Linked DNA regions of Homo sapiens: region 1 is linked to region 2. A link is an interaction called in ENCODE POLR2A ChIA-PET data of the cell type or tissue named here. Cell type or tissue: Panc1. All regions are shown on one strand.

Region 1 (2,500 bases), 68 kb after region 2:
AGCCAGAGGCATCTGGGACAGAGAGAAGCCTTGTCTAGTCCTTTCCCCACTCCAGAGTACTGCCAGGACCCCAGGGCTAAGGGACACAGCTTCTCTGGTACTGCCAGGGGACATGACAGAACAGCCCCAAGGGTTGGGCTCAATGCAGGACCTTGTTCTGCTGCCGAGAAAGGGGAGAGTGGTTTTGGACAAATGGAGGCTGATTCTGGGGAAATGTGTGTTCATGTGTCTGTGTGGTGGTGGTGGGGAGGGCGGGCCTCCCATGACTGAGAAGCATCAGTGAGCACTGGAACTGGCCCAAGTAATTTGTGCAGCCTCAGGCCCCTTGGGGTGAGCCCAGCTGGGGCTGTAAATAATGGGTGGGGATGGAACTTCTAGTTTCCTGCCCAGATCAGAAAAAGCCTGGCCCAGAGTGGAGGCACAGCAGAGGCCCAACGAATACCTGCACAATTGAACCCAGATGGTCCCCTGGAAGGTAGTGGTGTACTCTGTCTCAGGTCCTAGCAGAGTATACTAAGTAAGAGCACAAGTTCAACAGGCAAACTTGCTGGATTCAAAATCTAGCTCTGCCTCCATGACCTAACTCAATATCATTGTGGGCCAGTCCTTTAACCTCTCTGATCCTTGGTCTCTTCTGTAAATGGGGACTGTAAGGCCTCTACCTCACAGGATTGTTGTAAAGAGTCAATGAGACAATCATGCAAAGCGTCTGGCATGTGGTAAGTGCTCAAGTACATTTTAACTATTATTGTTGTTGCTCCTCGTTGAATCTAGAGCCCATGCTGTTTCAGGGCTGGTGGGAACAGTTCATGTACAAAAGCACATCTGGGCCTTCCCCTTAAGATTCCCGACAGGGGTGGGGAATTTCATACAGTTATTTACCAAAAACAGACACATCTCTGATTCCTTGGAGCTAGAAGTACAACAAGCAATGATGAAATTCTGGAGGTGGGCAGATGGGGGAAGGGGCTGGGGAATGCCAAGACACCAACGGCTGCTTCTCACCAAGCTGCAAACTTGGACTCTGCAAACATGGAGAGGTTGAGGAATGCTGTGCGTATAAATGTCCTCCCTGGCTATAGTGGCAGCAGGGCAGAGCTGGCCAGGTGACTAGAGCTAAGTAGGTCATGACCCTGGGTCCTGGCAAATTACAGGCACCAATCGAGACTGCTCTAAGAGCAAACCCATTTTTATGTACTGGCCTGGTGCAACAATTGGAGTAGCCTCAGGCACCAGTCAGAGGGGCTAGGGTTTGGCTCTAAACATGACCTTCTCTGCCTCACCCCTGCTCACATGGACACAGGGGAGGGCAGGGGGCTCACATTTTTGTTTGATGAACTGTCAAGCAGAGCCTGAAAGTGGAGGGTGGAGGACAGGGCTGAGCTCTGATGACTCACTTGCCATTGCCCCTCCTGACCTCAGTTTCCCCACCCAGACTGAATGAGCCAGAGAGGGAGGAGTTTAAACCTGCTAGATATGGGGACTGACTCAGAATAGGAGGTGGGAAGAAAATGCAGGAAATGTCTCCCAGGAAGCTACAGGACAGTGGAGGGAAGTGGAATTCAGCTCCCCTGACCCCCCTAGTCTCCTTCCTCCTGTCCATAGGAACAGCCTTCTGGTCCAAGTCAGCATCAGAGGAAAGGAGAGGACCAGGGTTATTGTTCTAGCTCCAAAGAGGCAGGGAAGACAGCACCTGGAGAACAAACAGGGATTACAACAAGGGGTAACCTGGGACCTCTTCTTCCCTGTTCCAGAGACCCTTGGAATATTGCTTTTCTGTTTCTAGGTGTTGCGCCTCATGTCCTACTTCCATGAAACTGATGCTGGCTGCCTGTGCTGGAGGACTTCCCTATACCTTCCCAGCTGCCTGAGAGGAAGCGATGACCTAGGCCAGGCTTTCCACAGCTATAAGCCCCGACTCCCCACTTCTAGTAGGTCACACAACAGTATCCTCACCAGCTTCCCGGGCCTACCCAAAATCAGCGTCAGCATCAAGACAAGTGGTTCTCCACTGGGTGCACCCAAGAGTCAACCAGGGAGCTTTAAATCTCCAGGGATAGGACCTGGGCTTCACATTATTTTTAGAAAGGCCCTGGGGGATTCTAACACAAAGCTAGGGACATATTCACCTAGGTCAGCTCTGTGCTACCTGATCTATCTGAGCAGGAAGCAGACAACTGGGCAGCTCTGACCCACACCCAAGGTCTCCCTGGAGAACTGGAGGAAGTACTAAGGTTGGTTCGGTGGGACATGGAGATACAACCCACAAAAAAGCAGGGGATCTACCTCACTGTTCAGCTCTCCAGGTTTGAAGGGACCAAGCTAAAGAAGGGCTTGGAGACAGGCAACTTTTTTTTTTCTTTGAGACGGAGTCTGGCTCTGTCGCCCAGGCTGGAGTGCAGTGGTGCGATCTCGGATCATTGCAAGCTCCTGTGCCTCCTGGGTTCACGCCATTCTCCTGCCTCAGCCTCCTGAGTAGCTGGGACTACAGGCGCCCACC
Region 2 (2,500 bases):
AGCCCAAAGTGGCATTTTGGACAGGTAACCGGGCTGTGGAAGACCCCAGGTTCTTTTTTTTTCTTTTTCTTTTTTTTGAGACAGAGTTTTGCTCTTGTATCCCTGGCTGGAGTGCAATGGCGTGATCTCGGCTCACCGCAACCTCCGCCTCCCGGGTTCAAGCAATTCTCCTGTCTCAGCCTCCCGAGTAGCTGGGATTACAGGCGCCTGCCACCTTGCCCAGCTAATTGTTCTATTTTTAGTAGAGACGGTTTCACCACGTTGGCCAGGCTGGTCTGGAACTCCTGACCTCAGGTAATCTACCCGCCATGGCCTCCCAAAGTGCTGGGATTACAAGTGTGAGCCGCCACACCTGCCCCCCCCCCCCCGCCTTTTTTTTTTTTGGAGACGGAGTCTTGCTCTGTCACCCAGGCTGGAGTGTAGCTGCACAATCTCAGCTCACTGCAACCTCCGCCTTCCGGGTTCAAGCAATTCTGCCTCAGCCTCCTGAGTAGCTGGGACTACAGGCAAGTGCCACCACACCTGACTGATTTTTGTATTTTTAGTAGAGACGTGGGTTTCACTATGTTATCCAGGCTGATCTTGAACTCCTGACCTCAGGTAGATCCCCCTGCCTTGGCCTCTCGAAGTGCTGGGATTAACAGGCGTGAGCCACCGCGCCCGACCTAGAGCCCAGGTTCTTGACTACTAGTTTAGGTTGTCACAGATCTGCTCAAGAGGCCCCATCTCTACCCTGTGGCCCCTCAACATGAGGAGCTAAGGAGTCAGGGTGGCCGCTTGTGGGAAAAGCACAAGAGGCTGTGGGACTCAAGCGGTGCCTGACAGCCTGGAGGAGTCAGGTGGACTCCTTGGGGGAGAGGACATGGGAACCAGGGTCTGCTGGCCGGTAGGAAGAGTAGCCAGGGAGACCATGTCTGTGATGAGTTGTTTTCGGGTGTCTGTGGCCTCAACTTGCTCATTCACTTTCCTTGAACACCTGTGCCGGGCCATGTGCTCGTCATGGGGCACTGAGTGACCACAGCCCTCTTCCCCCTCCCAAGGAGTCACAAATGACGCAAGGGTTGCTGCCGGTGCTGGAAGAGGAGTTGGGCTTCAAAGCACAGTGCATCCTCAGCGTTTTGTATAGGTGCTTGGAAACGGACTTAAGCAAAACAAGCAGATCCTGTAATAACAGTCCTTTAAACAAACTGGTTTCCTTATACGTCGTTTCGCTTAAGGTCACGGTTTCCCAGAACCTATTGATGACGTTAAGTGAGGACTTCGTTGAGTGGCTAATGACTCATAGGAAGCGAGTGAACTTCATTGTTTGGGGAGCGCAGAGATTTCTACTTCCTAGTTCCAGCCTCTGCAGCCAATAGGGAAGTCCCGCACCTAAATGCTCAGGGGGAATGTTTTACAACTTGAGATTTTCTGTCCACTTGCCCACTTTCTATGTATCTACCCTAGTTAATACAGTAGCCAGTGCTCAGAAGCCATGTATGGCTACCAAGCGGGGCTGCACATATTAGAACATTTCCGTCATCAAGGAAGGTTATATGGGACAGCACTGACACAGGATACATAAAATGAGTCGGGGGCTGGGCCCAGTGGCTCACGCCTGTAATCCCAGCACTTTGGGAGGCCAAGGCAGGTGGATGGCTTGAGGTCAGGAGTTCGAGACCAGCCTTGCCAGCATGGCGAAACCTGGTCTCTACTAAAAATACAAAAAAAAAAAAAAAGGCTGGGCATGGTGGCGGGTGCCTGTCGTCCCAGCTGTTTGGGAGGCTGAGGCAGGAGAATGGCTTGAACCCGGGAGGTGGAGGTTGCAGTGAGCTGAGAGATTGCACCACTGTACTCTGGCCTGGACGACAGAGCGAGACTCCGCCTCAAAAAAAAAAAAAAAAAAAAGCCAGGCGTGGTGGCTCACATCTGTAATCGCAGCACTTTGGGAGGCCAAGGCGGGTGGATCACCTGAGGTCAGGAGTTGGAGACCAGCCTGACCAATATGGTGAAACCCCGTCTTTACTAAAAATACAAAAACTATCTGGGTGTGGTGGCGTGTGCCTGTAGTCCCAGCTACTCAGGAGGCTGAGACAGGAAAATTGCTTGAACCCTGGAGGTAGAGGTTGCAGTGAGCTGAGACCTTGCCGCTGCACTCCAACCTGAGCCACAGAGCAAGGGTCCGTCTCAAAAAAGAAAAAAGGCCAGGCACGGTGGCTCATGCCTGTAATCCCAGCACTTTAGGAGGCCGAGGTGGGTGGATCACGAGGTCTGGAGTTTGAGACCAGCCTGGCCAACATGGTGAAACCCTGTTTCTACCAAAAATACAAAAAAATTAGCTGGGCGTGGTGGCACTCGCCTGCAATCCCAGCTACTTGGGAGGCTGAGGCAGGAGAATCACTTGAACCCCAGAGGCAGAGGTTGCAGTGAGCCAAGATCGCACCATTGAACTCCAGCGGCAGAGGTTGCAGTGAGCCAAGATCGCACCACTGAACTCCAGCGGCAGAGGTTGCAGTGAGCC

Evidence for each region. ChIA-PET counts read pairs that join two places held together with the same protein. Peaks named below come from ENCODE experiments on the same cell type or tissue, not always from the same donor. Only the 100,000 strongest peaks of a DNase experiment are listed, where the experiment ranks them.
Region 1: POLR2A ChIA-PET joins it to region 2 with 9 read pairs; 12 of 35 experiments call an interaction of 5 or more read pairs at or near these places.

What each region holds. Positions count from the first base shown.
Region 1 is chr19:39,361,790-39,364,289 of GRCh38, reverse strand. The region is part of intron 3 of SAMD4B (sterile alpha motif domain containing 4B); the gene reads right to left. Among named protein-coding and RNA genes, the nearest start is that of SAMD4B, 21 kb to the right of the region's middle. In Panc1, no CTCF peak of the experiment used is centred here; a DNase peak (open chromatin) is centred at 1,397.
Region 2 is chr19:39,429,601-39,432,100 of GRCh38, reverse strand. No RefSeq gene overlaps it. Among named protein-coding and RNA genes, the nearest start is that of RPS16, 5.1 kb to the left of the region's middle. RefSeq lists an enhancer at 538-657. In Panc1, no CTCF peak of the experiment used is centred here; DNase peaks (open chromatin) are centred at 95, 349 and 1,140; H3K4me3 peaks cover 1,075 bases; H3K27ac peaks cover 2,344 bases.